Linked DNA regions of Mus musculus: region 1 is linked to region 2. A link is a loop called in an ENCODE intact Hi-C map of the cell type or tissue named here. Cell type or tissue: left cerebral cortex. All regions are shown on one strand. Each heading gives the region's core, and the rest is flanking DNA. Links, peaks and the distances in the headings are about the cores only.

Evidence for each region. Hi-C counts contacts between places; a loop is a spot of excess contacts. Peaks named below come from ENCODE experiments on the same cell type or tissue, not always from the same donor. Only the 100,000 strongest peaks of a DNase experiment are listed, where the experiment ranks them.
Region 1: a loop joins it to region 2, with 2.1 times the contacts of the local background. A loop is called at or near these places in 2 of 42 quality-filtered maps.

What each region holds. Positions count from the first base shown.
Region 1 is chr15:96,543,052-96,551,531 of GRCm38, forward strand. No RefSeq gene overlaps it. Among named protein-coding and RNA genes, the nearest start is that of Gm32457, 34 kb to the right of the region's middle. In left cerebral cortex, for the core only: a CTCF peak has its summit at 194 (motif pointing right); DNase peaks (open chromatin) are centred at 231, 4,999 and 5,510; H3K4me3 peaks cover 664 bases.
Region 2 is chr15:96,594,276-96,602,755 of GRCm38, forward strand. All of the region lies in intron 4 of Slc38a1 (solute carrier family 38, member 1), which reads right to left. Among named protein-coding and RNA genes, the nearest start is that of Gm32457, 17 kb to the left of the region's middle. In left cerebral cortex, for the core only: no CTCF peak of the experiment used is centred there; DNase peaks (open chromatin) are centred at 5,082 and 6,128.

The sequences.
Region 1 (8,480 bases), core at 77-8,076, 51 kb before region 2:
TATTTTTAGCTTATAAACTTCTCAGGGAGAAAACGGTTTAAATAATAAAGCACTCTTTTCCCAAAACGCAAATGAATGAATTGATAGATGTTAATATAAAAGCAAAACAAAACCTTAGGTTTTCTACCTACACGCCACTCGAATACAAACCTCCTAAATTTGTTCACTGAGCAAACCCTGGGAATCCAGACGGTGGCGCTGTTCTCACGGAGGAGAGCAGGCTACAACTCTTTCTACTGCGTTCTCTCTTTACTCTTTATCTACAAATTAAGCTGTTAAACAACAAAACAAAATAATCCAACTTCCATTTGTAGCTTCCTTTTCAACTGATGCTTTTTAAACGTTCGGTTATTTCGATCTGCAGTGATTGGTCGGCAGTGTACTCAGCAAAAGGACCGTGTGGCGTGATTCTGATGGTGGGTAGCGATATGAAAATACAGGCGCTGCTCTTTGTATCTGAACAAAGATAAGGAGAAGCCTTCGAAGATGCAAAAAAAAAAAAAAAAAAAAAAAAGACCTGCAGAAAAAATATGAAGGGTTGAGACAAACAATTACCAACGTGCTTAAAATAGAAACGCGCTGAGGCCACAAGGAAGAGGGTTAGGCAGCTGGGTGAACGCGGTTACCTGAAACCACGTGGCTGCAGCTGCTGGCCTGTCACTCTGCTTTTAGCCTCTTTGGTGTCAAAGTCTACGCAGAGAAAAGTAAACGCTTGCATGTTTTATTCTCAGAAGTGACTCCTTAAAAGTCGGAAATTTCCCTTTCTATAAAATGTCCTTTTCCTTTTCCTGCTTTGTTTGGAACGGTGGCGTATCTGCAATCCCTACACTCTGCCAGGAAGTTGAGTTGTATTGTCAAAAGGTTGAGGCCAGTCTGGGGTACTAAAAACTGGTATCTGTAAAAAAAGGTATTTTTGCAGATTTTTTTTTGTTTCATATCGCTTATGTGGGTTGTTTTTTTTTTTGTTTTGTTTTGTTTTTGTTTGTTACTTTCTCTTACTGACCTTTTGTTTATATATTATAGTTTTTTATTTTTTTGTTTTTAATAAGGTTGTGTGTGCGCGTGTGTTGTGCTTTTTCCCTTTTTAAATTTTTACATTCTGGTATTTTTTTTTGGGAGGGTTGCCTGTTTGTTTTCTAAAAAGAGAGCGAGAAAGGGGTCTGAGTTTGGTGGGTGGGGAGTTGGGGGGGGCTGGGAGGAACTGGAGGAGAGGAAACACTGATCAGAATACATTGTATGTAAAATAATTTCAAAAAATACATATGCAAAAAAGAAAAACCTATTGCCACAAAGGCTGCCAAAGAATTCAATAATTTAATAATATTCAGATAGCACTCTTGACAAATCTGGCTACTTAAGGGGAAGGTATTAACAGGGAATTATTTGAATTAGGTAAAATGTTTCTTAGACCAGAATTAAAGCAGTTTCTGTGAATGGAAGGCTGTGTCTCTAACATGAGTGGTTTTCCCTGCTATTCCTTGCACAGTAAAAGTAGTGTCTGATTGTCCCTGGAAACCAGTTATTCCTTCTCTGAAGATCAGAGCCATGCTACCCATCCTCAACTGAAATGTCCACATCCATTTGTGAACTACTTTTTGTTTCTTAGTAGTGTAGACAATATTGTGAACTCAGAGAGGAATGCAAAGACAGGGATTCCAGGATCGCCAACCACTCACTTTGAGAAAAAGATGGAAAGGGATTAGTAAGCCTTAAAGGAAAAAAAAAAATAGGAAAATTGTAGCAAAATGTCAAACAGCTGGGCAGTGGTGGCACACACCTTTAATCCCAGCACTTGGGAGGCAGAGGCAGGCAGATTTCTGAGTTTGAGGTCATCCTGGCCTCTATAGAGTGAGTTCCAGGACAGCCAGGGCTACACAGAGAAACCCTGTCTCGAAAATCCAATAATGATAATAATAATAATAATAAATAAAAAGTCAAACATGGAATGGAATCTTTGTTGTTTGGGGTTTTCTGTTTTGTTTTGTTTTCTCATGTACTTACAAAAACTAAAATCAAATCTGATGTTCCAGAAATGATAAAGGTCCTTTTACTCCCACTGCTAACCAGTTGTGTTTGAACATGATTCTGATTCAAGTTTTGCCAACAGACACAAAACAGCAAAACAAACAAACAAACAAACAAACAACCCACCTGCTGCAGAACCCTAGTGAGAAAGGCATTGCACCGTCTCAGAGATTAACCATCAAGTGAAACTGTCGAGTTTGCATCGCACACGACATTCACACTCAAAGAAAACCAACCTTAGCAGCCCAAATCAAAAGAAGTCATCATCTAAGATGAGCCAAAAACGCAAAAACGTTTAATAGTGAACAGAACGTTTTGTTCTTCTCGTTCTGCAAGATCATTCAAGCTTGAGTTCTGAGAAGGTGTCAAAGTGTTCCTCGGACGCAACTCTCAGGGCCACACAATTGGAGTAGGAGACCAGAGAATTACCTAGCCTAGTAGAAGCACGTACCACATTGTGTGAATTTTCCTGGGAAGATGTGATCAAATATCTATCCATCCTTATAGGGCACCAACTTCAGGCCAAAGTAGCAAATCCCTCCAAATCTAGCTCGGGCTACCACAATGAGTTTGCTTGGCTTGCATGCAGGAGCACGGGTGAGGGAATTCTCACAGGACATGTGATCCGTCCCAACAGAGCTGATTGTCATAACCCCCCTGCTCCCACCCCCGCTTGGGTGATTCCCTCCGCACAGCTGCAGAGGTGGGCTTCCCCTCCACATCCAAGCTGTGCAGATTCTAGCACCTAATAGGATCGTGCCTGAACTGCGAAAGTGGACGGAAGTAAGTATGCACATGTCTCTAACAAACGCCGAACACTCACATAAGAAATCCAGGTGTACTGTTTTGATTCAGTCAGAAGGTGTCGTACTAGTGAGGAAAAGCTTTTGACGGAGAACTGTTGTATGTAACCAGGTAGGAAAATGCCTGATCAGAGAGAGTCCTGATCATAGCTAGCACCACTTGCTCCACCCTAAAGGAATACATTGGATGGTTGGAAGAGCCCCTGGTTTACTCTGCCTTTACGTATTAGCATTGGCCTGAATCGTTTCGTTTGGTTTTGCTTTGTTTACCGAGACAGGGTTTCTCTGTGTAGCCCTGCCTGTCCTGGACTCGATTTGTAGACCAGGCTGGCCTCGAACTCAGAGATCCTCCAGCCTTGCCTTCCGGGTGGAAGGTTTAAAGACCGGTGCCACCACCTAAGTTCCCGACTGACAGCTGTAAGTCTTTGCCTGAGCACCTAGCTGTAAATCGCTGGCGTTGAAAAGCTTGGAACAGGAAGGGCAAAACTCCTCCATTGCGCTCTCAGCTGAGCGTAGCCATCTTTAAACCCTTTCATCACCCCAGAAGGAAGCTTCGACCCAGAAAGCAGTCAATACCACTCACCTTCTCAGATTTTAGCAGCCATCAGCCTAGCCTGCCGTCTCTGCAAGCTGGCCAGTTCTAGACATGCTGTGTAAATGGTTCCGTATTGTCTGTGGCCTTTTGACTGTCTTTTTCCACTTGGCATGAGTGAAGGCTGTGGTGATTTCAGGGTTCATCCACTCTAGAGAGTCAACACTTCCTTTCTATTATGGCCATGTAGCAACCCATTGGATGGGCATTGGGAGTGTGTCCACTCGGGTGTGAATAGCATTGCTGGAGACATTCGTGCACGTGTTTTTGTTTCTCTGACATACAGAGATGGGGCACTGCTGGGTCTCGTAGGGAGCCCATGCTCAGTCATTTGAGATGTGTTCTAAACTTGCTATACATTTTGTGCTCCTACCAGCAACGTTGGAGGCATCCATTCCCCCTTATCGGGGCCTGCTATTTTTTTTTTTAATTTTAGACCTATTTATAGATTTGAAATGGCACCTCTCTTAAGTTTGAGAAGGGCTTTTTTGTTGGTGGGATTTTTTTTTTTTTTTTTGGTTTTTCAAGACAGGGTTTCTCTTTATAGCCCTGGCTGTCCTGGAACTCACTTTGTAGACCAGGCTGGCCTCAAACTCAGAAATCCGCCTGCCTCTGCCTCCCGAGTGCTGGGATTAAAGGCATGCGCCACCACGCCCGGCTTGGTGGGATTTTTTTTAATGTACATGGGTGGTTTTTAGATGATGTTTTTACACTTTTACTTACTCAAGAATCAAGAAAAGTAAGGCCTGAGGAAGGATGTGAGGATTTGTGTGTGTGTGTGTGTGTGTGTGTGTGTGTGTGTGTGTGTAAGAAAGCTGCCAGAACCCAGATAAATGAACTGCTATCTTAATCCCATGCTCCTGGAAAGCCAAGAGCGTGTACCTCTCTTGTCGGGACTGGAAGGACACAAATTGATTGCCCAATTAGGGAAAGGTTTCAGGAAGGTGAGTAAGGTTTCTATGTTCCTGCCCTGATTACTCAACAGGCTTGGTTAACAGGCTAAATGGGTTCAGGGCCTGCGAGCTGGGGGCAGGAGACTGTGGCTAAGTACTGCTGGACAGATGCCAAAAACAATTTTAAAAAAAATAAAATAAAATAAAATAAGGCAACAAGGCAAAACTGCTCAAGCATCCAACGCCATCCAGAACAAGGCTGACACGCTGGGGCTTGCCGTTTACATCATAGTGAAGCAATTACAATATACATAGTTTCTTGTTATGGGTGAGGGGCCGTTTGTGAGCCAAGTAGTACCTCTCAAATTACACCCCCCCCCCAGAATCTGCAAATTCATACAGGCAATGGATTAATATGGAAAGAAGGTTAGATCTGGTCCTCGTGCTGGGTGCTAAGGAAACCAGCTGTCCTCGGCATAGGGGATTTTTTCCCCACACTTGTTCAGGCCTGGAAAACTTCAAATAGCCCTCGTTTTCACTGGATCTTTTGCTCTCTGGCATTGCTCACACAGCCCAACAGCTTCTGATGTCATGGCGCAACACTGCCGGTCCTCTGCCAAGAGCCCTTGCTGAGGGCACGCTTCACCCGTCAGAACCCAGCTTTTACTGTTCTTGGCATCCGTCGAAAGCAGTTGCCTGTGTGAAAGTAACTCTTCTTTAAAACACGCAGCGTGCCTGCCTTTCATACAATGGCGTTGTCACGGATTCTCTGGGGCAGCTGAGCCTTGGCCTCCTGGGACAGAACGCACAAGAGCTTGGGCTGCCTTTGAACTCTAAGGACAATGGGATTTGAGCTTTTACCCAGCCTTTAAAAAAAAAAAACAAAACAAAACAGCAATCTGTTCTAAACAGTGGCTTAGTATTTGCTGGGTAGCGTTCTCTCGTTACCTTTTCCCGTTAGCTCAGAAGAAACAAGGGCTCTGGGCCCACACTTGAAGTCATTGTGGTAGTAACAGGGTGACCTTCACTGTGGACCTACTGTGTGACACACGCACTGGACTAGGCAATTCACAACAGACAATCCAGCCCCCTTTATTCCCTTCAACTGCTCCATGGGGAGACCAGCTGCTTCATTCCTTATCCATAGATGAGGACGCTGAGTCAGAAAACGCAGGAAGCCCAAGCTCACTTTGCTTTTAAAATGATAAAGGCCTCCTACTCAGTGTGAGTCAAATCTGAACCACAATCCCTGCCACATACACTGTCCCCAAGACAAGGTCTTGTGGGGACTCCTACACACACGTGCCTGCAGACACACACTCGCATACCGCTCTGCTCTCCACCGCCCAGGACACCGGAGCACTGAGCTCACTGAGAGACGTCCACTGAGTCTCTCCAAAAGAAGAGATTCTGAAGATGGCTCCAGACGCCCTGTGCGATGCTGGTGGTCCAGACGCACTGCTGTGTCCTATTGCTCTCTTAACCTAAGAACAAAGCTCTACTTCTGTCCCCTTTACCTGGGGACTGTGCTCCAAAAGGGAGGCCCGGGGCAGGCCGGGGTCGGATCGGTACGCTCTGTGTCTCTTTGGTGGGGAAGCAAGCTCTGTCTCTCTCTCTCTCCATTCTCATTTCCTGTAGTGGTTTAAGGACAGGCTGTTTGGAGGAAACTGCAGCAAGGGCTTGTGGCAAAGTGTCTTCTGTAGACATTTGGTCATCTCTTCATGCACCAAGCAAGATGGCCCTCTCTTCCTAAACTCTCTAGTAAATAGTTAATGAGAACTAGCTTAGATTAATGTGAAAACTATCACCCCAACAGAGAAAATCAGTTCCACAGAACACTTCAAGAACATACACTAAACACTAATAAAGGTAAGTAGCAGCCGGGCGTGGTGGCGTTCGCCTTTAATCCCAGCAGAGGCAGAGGCAGGAGGATTTCTGAGTTCGAGGCCAGCCTGGTCTACAAAGTGAGTTCCAGGACAGTCAGGACTATACAGAGAAACCCTATCTCGAAAAAAGAAAAAAAAAAAAAAAAAAAAGATAAGTAGCAAGTCTCAAGGGACAGCATCCCAGCATGCCCTTCGAAAAGGATGGCAGAACCCTTCTATCCTCAAAGCTGAGATCTGTGTTTAAAGTTTCCTGCTCTCCTAAATGACCTTGGAATCCTATCTGCTGGTGGCCAGAACGTCAGTCTGAAAGCAAGGTAACCTAACACCAGAAAAGGGATTTTTGCAATGAGCTTGGTGTTTGCTAGATTGTCTTTAGAGAAGTCTTTGCACGGCTTGGGACCTGGATCCCTGACTAGGGAGGGGCCTGGAAGGGAATAAATAAGACACACTAAAGAAATGACAGCCAGACAGAAAGAAAAGGTAAGATCCAGTGGTCTGGGCTCTCGGATGGAGAAACGCAATTCTCTAGAAGTTTGGCATGTTTATGTCGGTGTGTGTGTATAAGTATATGATGCGCATGTATGCATATGCGTATGTACATACTTGGTCGGCAAGGTCATGGTACACAGTTGAATGAGGAGCCAGGCTTCACGCATTCCACAGGAGCAGTCTCTGTGAGGGGACCAGTCTCGTGGCTGAAAATATCCAGAGAGAAAGCTACAGGGACATTTTCTGCACGCAACGCCAACATTGCACTCAGACAAGAAGCAGGCTTTGCCAACCCCCTGAGACTCACGGAAGGAAAGCTTTGCCACCTCCACAGGTCTGAGCCTTGACTCTGCTGTGCTCACGTCAAACAAGGCAAGGTCCCTCAGGACTTCATGTCGAAGTTGGGTCTGCTTCTTCCTCCTAGCCCCACGCTCCCCGAAACAGGACTCAGACTCAAAATATATTTACAAATACCTTGGCCATATAGCTAAGCTTTACTCTGACTAGATATAACTTAGATAACTTGATTAATCTAACCTATATTCTGCCACACGGCTGGTTACCTGCGCTCAAGTGCCCTGTATCTGTCTTGTCACATCTTCCCAGGTGATTCTCCTACCTGGCTCTATCCCAGAATTCTCTCTCCTCCTGGATGTCCCACCTCCTATTTCCTGCCTTAGCCACAGGCCATGAGATTTATTATGGCGCCACATGCATACGGACATAAGATATCCCCTCTACAACTTCACTTGCTCTCTACTCTTTTGCTTTAACAGTGGGTGGACTGCACAAGATGAATTTGGCTTAAAGGCCCTTTTCATGAAAGCAGAACCTTTCCTATTTATTTTAGATTTTTATTATTTTTGCCTCTTTGAGACGGGGTCTCGGGTAATCATGTTGGCTTTTAACACCTGTAGTCCCAGCTACTCAGCAGGTTGATGCAGGAGGATCACAACTTCAGAGCCAACCTAGGGGGTCAAGAGTGAGGTCAAGTTCATCTTGGGCAACTTCGCAAGGCCTTGTCTCAAATTTTTAAAAAGTCGAAGGAAGGCTGAGGGGTATAATTCAGTGGTAGAGAGCTCGCTAGAGTGTGCAAGGTCCAAATTCACCCAGGACTGTGAAGAGATTTAAAAGAAGAAGGTAATGGAATCGAAAGGGAAGGGAAGCCGGGCGTGGTGGCGCACGCCTTCAATCCCAGCCTGGTCTACAAAGTGAGTTCCAGGACAGCCAGGGCTATATAGAGAAACCCTGTCCCGAAAAACCAAAAAAAAGGGGGGGGGGGGAGGGAGAGGTGGGGAGGGGAGTAATGGGAAGGGGAGGGGAGGGGATGGCTGGACACAGTCAAGTATGGCTATAATGCCAGTAATCAAGAGGCTGATGCAGGAAGATTCCTAATTTGAGTCTAGCCTAGGTGACATAGTGACACTAACTATCAACAAGCAAGTGAGCAAGCAAACAGAGCATCCCCACGCGGCCCCGGGTGGGTGTCTGACTGTGTGAAGCCACAGGTGGTGGGCAAGGGGCAGTCCTAGGTACCAGGTTCTCAGCCTCAGGCATCCCAGACACTGCTGGACACAGAAGAGCTGAGACAGAATGGGGTCCCCGGGGGTGGTTGGGTCAGCCCCAGGGCTGAAGGGAGGAGAGGGGGTGGGGAGAGGGGGCTGCAGTGTGGTTTCCACACGGGCGAGTGTCCTTGATCTTGTCCATGGCTGGAGCGCAGGAAGGCCTTCCATGGGGAGGTTAGACATGGCTCGTTAGGGGAAAGCCTATCTCATTCTTCAAGCATGGAGGG
Region 2 (8,480 bases), core at 98-8,097:
TCATTGACCATCAAGGCCAACTTCTACAAGCCCGTGGCATGCCCCAAGGCACAGGGTAACCTGGACTCCCTCCCAGACATTCCACCCACAGACCCAAGTGATGAAGGAAAACTGCAGCCTTGTAAGAGGAAGGTGCACCTAGCAAGAAGAGCTGGTCCCCGCCGTCTACAGAATAACTTGATGCACACAAGCTAGGAGCACAGCTGCGGTACTCTCTCATCGACTGAAGAGCTCCCAGGACCACACGGTTCTCACAGGCTCTCACACAGGGTTTCCCTTCCCCTTCTGGGGACCCACCTCTCTGTAGATGATACTCAGTGTTCTCTAAGCCAATGGCAGAGGCAAGAACACTCCTAACATACCTCAAGAAATACTGATCAAGGAAGATTTTAATGAAGTGTTCCCGTCTTTCCCACCCCTGAACACAGCGGGATGAATATGACTCTGTTCTTCCACCTTTGGCAACACAACACAGCGCCCTGCAGTCAACAACATGGAGTGTCCGGTAGTCCTGGCCTCAAACCATCCAATCTCTAAAGATTCTTTTTCATCCTTCTCCAAACACACCCCTTTTTCTTTGGCCTCAAACCCATGAACCCCCCTGTGCCAGTCCCCTGAGTGCTGAGATTTCAAATGTGAGCTGCCACATCCAGCCAGAGCTTCTTGTCTAGAACTGGAAACCAACATAAAACAAAACCTGGGGCCACAGAGATTGAGAGCAATGGCTGCTCTCCAAAGAGGACCAGGATCCACTCCCAAGAGGACACGGCAGCTCATAGCCAGTTGTAGCTCCAGTCTCAGGGGTTCTGAAGCTCTCCTCTGGCTCTCCACAACGCACTGTACACGCATGGTACACAGACATACAGGCAAACAAAGCACCCATACACATAACCTATTTTTTTTAATTATCTTTTTCTATCAGGTCACTAAAAAGGAAACTGTAGATGTGAAAACTCCAAGACTATATGCTACACTAAAATCTAGCACAACATTTAGCAGAATGCCCCTTTCTGTTAAGATTTTAGAATGACTCCATGTTGTCTAGTTGATTCTAACAGACCCAGGGTAGTTTAAGTTTGAGATGCTTTAAGAACCAAAGACCGTGACACCAGGAAGAGGGAGCCAAGAGGAGTAAGGCAGAGAATAAAGAAAGTGTGTGTGACTACTTATCAGAAGACTTGGGTCTCAAGCTAACAACGACCCTCTTTGTCCAAACAGTTGAACGTGTAATCAGGGTTTCCTGCAAAGACACAAACCACCCAGAGATCACTGCAGCTTCCACACTGCTAATCACTAGGGAAAAGCTGGCTGCTGACGGAGGCATTTTAGGTGATAATTGGGTTGTCAAGGTCTTTCAAGCTCGTGCCATCCTCGCCAAGGGATCTACAATGGGTAAGCAGACATGGACAGGTAGAAGGGGTGGCTAGATGATGTACCTAGGACTCTTGAAGAATCCTTGTGTCCATAACACTTCAGAAGATGTGGAGTGGGAAGCAAGCTGTGAAGGCACAAGCCTGGATCCCAGCACTTGAGAGTAGCAGGAGGATCAGGGGTTCAAGGCCACTCTCAGCTATTTAGCATGTTCAGGGCTAGCCTACGCTAACCGAGAACCTACCCCAAAACAAAAATAAAGAACTTCTTCCCTCTAAGATGTGGTACAGGAATATCCTAGGAGATTTTGTTTCTCTGGACAAGAAGTCTGTTTAGGAAACAGAATTCTAGACTCCTGGCTCAGAGCACAATCTCAAAGACTCTGCCGGACATGGACATCCGCATCGGCAATAGCTGACGGAGAACACGCTGGGTGGCTAGCTGCTAGCTCCCTTCCTTCCTTCCTTCCTTCCTTCCTTCCTTCCTTTCGAAGATTTATTTACTTATTTATTTATTATATCTAACTACACTGTAGCTGTCTTCAGACACACCAGAAGAGGGCGTCAGATCTCATTACAGATGGTTGTGAGCCACCATGTGGTTGCTGGGATTTGAACTCAGGACCTTCGGAAGAGCAGTTGGTGCTCTTAACCACTGAGCCATCTCTCCAGCCCCGCTAGCTCCATTTCTATAAGGACTTCTGCATTTGGGTTTTTGATTCACTTCTGGGCCTTCCTCAATTCCTTCCCACTGCCCCATCCTCTGGCTTAACCTCCTCCCACCTTTCCACCTGTTCATCTTGTGAGTATCTGGGTTGTCTGCACAACAAACAGCCCACCTCAAGGGCTGTGTCCTGGGTCCAGCACAAAGAAAGACATGCTGTCACTTTTTGTCTAAAGGGCGCAAAGCATCGACAGGATTCTTAATTTTCTGAGTTGGACACCTTTTTAAAAAATACAACCCATTTTGAGATTAACTTTTCTGGCAGTCGTAACAACTTCTTCATTTTTTTTTTTTTTTTTTTTTTTTTTTTTTTGGTTTTGTTTTGTTGAGATTAGGCTAAGTTTACCCCGCTCTATCTTGTCTATCAAAGTGTAAAACTCCACATGCTTGTGTGTTCCACTTGATCTCTCAAGGCTCGGAAATCCTCCCTACTCTATACTGTTCACCTCCTCTGCTCCCGTCTGCTGTGTGCCTTCTTTTCTCCAGACCACTGGTGGGCACAGAGTCAGATCTCCTGAAATGCCCACCCATTAGCCAACTATGCAAGCCCAAACCTGCAGGTCAGACAGGCCGGTCACCTGTTGTCTTGTGACTCCTGTCTACCCAGCAGGAGGCACCCTTCATTTCTACAGGCAAGCCTGTCCTAAGGCAATAGTCAGCCCATCTCCCTTCTCTTGTGGGGATCCTCTTTCCACCCAGCAGCCAGAAACCTCCTCCTGTCTTAGTGCTTTACTACGAGTCTTCATAGTAGACTACAGGTCAGGCAGCTGATGGTTTCATTCATCTATCCATGCTCAACTCCCACATACAAACTAGCTAAGAATCAAAGAACTCACAATTAGGGTCTTGTCTGCAAGTTGTGTGAGAGACTACACTGCTATCTTGGTAAAATCAAGACACACCTATCTGCCTCAGACAGTCCTGTGACCAGGCTGGTCACACTTACCTCAAGGGTTGACCTCGTCTTGTGACTTCGAAGGACAAAGCTGGAGCTTTGTCCAGCAGCAGCTGTATGTAAATGCGCTGTTTATCCACTTACTCTAGGAGGCTGATCGAGCCCTTCAGAGGCACGAAAATATTCTCACATTCAGTCCTTGGGGGATACACCTGCCCTCCACAATCTTCTGAATGATCGTGACCGCGCGCGATTGTTGTTTAGACTTCTACAGTGTGTAAAGATTGTATAGGCAGGAGTTGGGGAGAGGGCTGGGTGAGTAACCTGTTTATACCTGAGGACTGGGAGTTCAGAATTCCAGAACCCACATGACTGCCAGGTGGGGGTGACAGTCCTTAGTACCTTAGTGCTCCAGGGGCAGAGATGGGATTTGGAAAACAACCTGGCTAGCCAGACTAGCTGAACGGGTGAGCCCTGTGTTCAAATGAGAGACCCTACCTTAAATATAGAACTAAGAGAATGACTGAGGTAGACGACACCCAGTGTCTACACCTGCCATCTACATACATGCACAGACGTGTATGTGCACCCCTGACACACATACAAACACAAACACATTTAAAAAAGAGTGTATAGATAACATATTAAACACGACTGTTCAAGTTGATGTGAATAAAACGGAAAGACACAGCAACAGAAGGAACTAGAATATTTAAGGCAATTAAAGTCTTCTATCTCTATTAAAATATTCTATATCACAATCGTGGTGATGATGTCGCAAGTATAATTGGGTAGACTTGCTCTTTAAATTGGGATTTTATTGTAAGGTACTCCTGAGCCACCATCACCAACAAGTATGTCATGACTCTTTAAGGGAGATGACAGTGGACTGGAAAGGTCTAATTATATGCCCAAGTGCCTGCAACACTCCCACCTCAGCAGCTGAGCCCTTGAAGAGAGGGAGATAAAACAGCAGCCATGGCTGTGAAGACAAAAGTAGCTCAGGTGGGGGTATCTGGGGCTTCCGCACAGCCGTGCAGCCGGAAGCTCGCACCTTTCTCTCTCTGAAGAACAGAGAGCTCGGCCCTGCCCGGCAGACTCTGCCGTGAGATGAGAATTCTATCCGGCTGGTCTGGAGTGGGTCCTGAGGCACTGGTGCTGGTGGTCTGTGGGCCACACCTGGAACAGTGAACTGTGAAACTGAGCTTAGCCTAGAGGCGTATATGTCCCAGCGGTCCCTGATTCTCACACTATCCATCTATACATACCTGACATGTTGTCTGTGTAATTAATAATAATTAATAAAGCACTTTATTGCTTACTAGCAAAAGCAAACTCTGGAGTACTTATCCTGAGCACTGTTCATATTTCACTCAGTGTTAGCATCCCTGTGCCCATTCACACGTCACTGAAGCCTAGAGAGGCTACAGAGCATGCCCAACACGGGAGAGCTAATGGGTCAGAGAACTAGGATCCGGACCAAGGAAAGCCACGGTTTTAAAAAGGCTGCCTTGCAGGCAGGCAAGGGTCAGTTATATATACAGCACCTTTCGTTTGTCTCCTTGTAGACAAGTCTAAATTCTTTCAGGAAAGAATTTATCTTGAACTAGCCCCAAGGTTGGTTGGCTATTTTTGTCTAGAAAGCAAAATGCGTCTCACTGATGTCTGGATCTAATATATTACCCCACAAAGAAAGGGGCGTTTAAAAGAGATGTGCATACAAACATAGAACCTCTGCAGGAGGTCTGAGCGTGGAGGAGGAAGCTGTACCAGTTACAGAGCTGCTCTTTACATCCACTTCCTGTCTCTATTTCCCCTCCCCCAGCCCCGCCCCCAGTAGGTTCGAGGGCTGTGGTTTTGTGAGGGACTTATAATGTGTAAATGTTGACACTGCCCTCCATCCGCCTCCACCCTACAAGGAGGACTGGCTTCTCCCTCTTTAAACCTAGATGTTTACCCATTTAAATCATGTTCCCTCTACCCCCTTCTGGCCTCAGAAGATGTGACTCTTAGTAAAAGGAGAAAGTCTTTGTAACAAGTGAAATGCTCGAGACTTGGGTTTCAATTCAACTGCCCAGAGCCTGCTGGATGTGGATGTGGAGCTCCATCCGCAAGTCCTCCCTTACTCCGTTTCCATGGGAACTCTGCTTGCCCAGAGACGAGAAGAGAAGCAGACATGAAGTGCCCAACTGATATGGCCCCCAACGCCCTCTCCAACCCTCCAAAGCTTAGTGTCACCTTAGAAAGGTTATTTAACCTCTGGGAATCTCAATTTATTCATCTATAAAATGGAGATGACAAACAGGATCCTTGGAATTCCATAAAATCATACGTAGTTTATGGCTTGTCTTATCTCTCTCTCTCTCTCTCTATATATATATATATATATATATATTTTTTTTTTTTTAAAGCAGACGTCAGGGATAGTGACCGTGAAGCTGTTCTCTTGGCTACTGCGCGCTGACCCCTTGATGGATGTTGATCTTTAACGATGTGCATCTAACAGAGCAAAGCAAAACTAATTGGACTACTGGATCAGGCTTCCTTTCTATTAAGTCAGCCAGTGCTCTGGAAGATGAAATTTAAGTTAGCTTATATTTAACCTGGGCTGCCGTGCGGATGCGTTCCGATATCTACTTGAGTCAGACTGAACAGAAAAGCGTCCTATGCACTGTGGAGCTGAATGACGGGGTGAAGACCGAAGGTCACATAGCTGTCTCTTGTAAATTAGGACAAAACAAAGGCCATGGTACTGCCCTCTGCATACAACCTGTACCACCGGCAACCAAGTATAAACAAGGTGAATTCCTGTGCATACACATGGCGCACACAGGCATACACAAACACACATGCTCCCATTCTCTGAGACCAAAGGGACTGAATTCTGGGAACCCTTTATCAGAGGCTTAACCCAAGCTAAGCAAATAAGAATTGAACTTTTGAAAACAGGGTTCGGCAGCCGTCTCCTACGCTGGCCAGCCCTCTCTGTTTACCAAACAGGCCCTCGTTGTGAGCATTTCTCTGTTTCTGAAAAGCTTCTAAATCAAATGAATTTCAATAGAGGGCAACGGCTCTAGCCCTATCCTTTCTACATGAATTCACAAGGTTGGCAAGCTCCAATGTGTCACTTCTCCCTTCAAGTGTCATTATTCCCAAACAAGGGCCTCTGAGGCCAGCGGGTTTTGCTGCCAGAGAAAGCGCATTTTTCTCTTCAGATCATTTCTAAGGAACTGCGACCAGAACTCCAAGAATTCTGAAAAACAAGTAACCGATTGACAAGAAGGGAGGTGGGCATGTGCCTGCCCGTGGACCTCCTAGGACCATCTGGGAGAGCGAAGTCTCCATTTTGATACTACATGTTTGTCTTTCCTTAGGAGTGCCCAGAACAGATGAGTTAGCAAGACACAAGAATCACTTTGATGTGTAGCACATAACACCATCCTCTGTTTAGAGCAAAATTATCACCTTGGCACACAGGGGCGGTGGGAGGTGTCATTCCATCACCCTGACCCCTTGAGAATATACCGGAAGAGATAATGACAGTTCAAGAACAGAAGGGTCAAGAGCTGTTGAAATGGCTCGGCAGTTAAGAGCACCGACTGCTCTTCCAGAGGTCCTGAGTTCAGTTCCTAGCAACCACATGGTGGCTCACAACCATCTGTAATGGGATCTGATGCCCTCTTCTGGTTTGTCTGAAGACAGGTACAATGTACTCATATACATTAAGTAAATAAATAGATCTTAAAAAGAATGGATGGCTCTTTGGAAAAGCGTGCTGCAAACTCCAACTCGGTGGAATTGTGGGAAGAAGTACAGACATTAGGGCGTGGTGTAAAAGCAGGACACAAATGCCCTGGGGATGGGGACATGGTTCAATTGGTAGTGTCCTTGCTGTGCGAGTCTCATCCCTGGCACCTGCATAAGACAGCCATGTGTGGGGTGGCTTGTGAGCCATCGCAGCACAGGGAATGTAGAGGCAAGCAGATGCCGGACGCTCTGACTCACCCCTCAGCGAGTCTGGTGAGTTCCAGGCCACCAAGAGATCCTGTCGCAAAAACCTCGGCAGATGACACCTGGAACGTGACACTCAAGGTTGACCTCTGGCTTCCTAATACACACACGCGCGCACCCATACATACATGTACACTCACAAACATGTCTTGGTAGAGAGGGATAGTTGGGGATAACATGTTCTTAAAATGACAGCATGATGTGGATCAAATTCTTAGAATGTATTAACAGAGGAGTTAGGTGAAGTGTAACTCAGTCTGTCACTCAAATATTCTGACCAATATACACAGATGTGCACAGGTTGTGCCCACGGCCCTTCCAGCCAATATTCACTGTTTCCCAACAACAGTGTCACATACCAATGTCACGTACATATGAACTACCCACAAAAAAGTTCTCTGTACAGTTCCTTAAGTCCATGTGACTTTTCTAAGCGATAGAATAATATTCGTGGACCGGCCACGGCTTTGCAGCCCATTTTCTGGTTGTAGACTGGGCATTGTCTGGCTGGGCTATCGCTTGGTGTTTAGTTCGATACCAGATGATTAAACGTTGTAACTACATCTTTGAAAGGGCTCTTTGTTAGTTCTTAAACTGAATTTGAGGGGACGCCAGGCAAACCAGGGAAAGCGACAGTGGTAGCTTTGAATGAGAAATGCCTCCTATGGCTTTGGGCATTTGAATACTGTCCCCAGCCTGGTGGTGCTATTTGGGGAGGTTTAGGTGGGACAGAGGAATGTCTCTGAGCGGGAGCTTTGAGAGGAAAAGCCTCTACCTCTTTCATGCTGTTGTGAACGGTGCGAGCTTTCCTCACGCCGGCTGCATGCTGCCACACTTCGACATCACCAGGACCTCTCAACACTCCAACCTCAAGACCAAATAAGACCTTTCAGTCTTGATGGCTTTTCTTTACACAGCAACAGAGAAGCAAGTCACACTGCTGTATGCCGCTCAGAGGGTTTATTGTTCTGCCACACACTTCAGGCAGGGAGTTCAGCCGCTGCTGCTCCACACGTTAACTCTCAGCTCTGCAATCTGCACAGTCTGACCCCGCAAAGCTTGTTCCCCTGTTCTGGGTGGAGGAGCGTATTCTTAAAGGAACCTCGGAACGATCACTCAGGAGTGCTGATGATCGCGTTCATCGCCCGAAAGCTGAACTACACCAGGAAGTGAACAGTAACCGACCGACATCCATTGTCAAGGCTGTGTTTTCTCTAATACATTAACAACAGGTCTGGTCCCCGAGGGTGACAACAGTGAAGTCCCGTGTTTTCGGATTACACAAGTCAGGATGGAATCCTGGTCCCCTAGATTCTAGCTCACAGTTACTAAGCCTCAGTTAAGTTTTCCAGGATAGTTCTTGGGGGTTACGTGGGACTAATACTTAGCCTGCAGTGTTGGTGGTGGGGACTTCAACGGGATAATGTGGTTTGTATATTTATCTATGTTACTGTGCAGTAAATGGTAATAAGTATTTAGT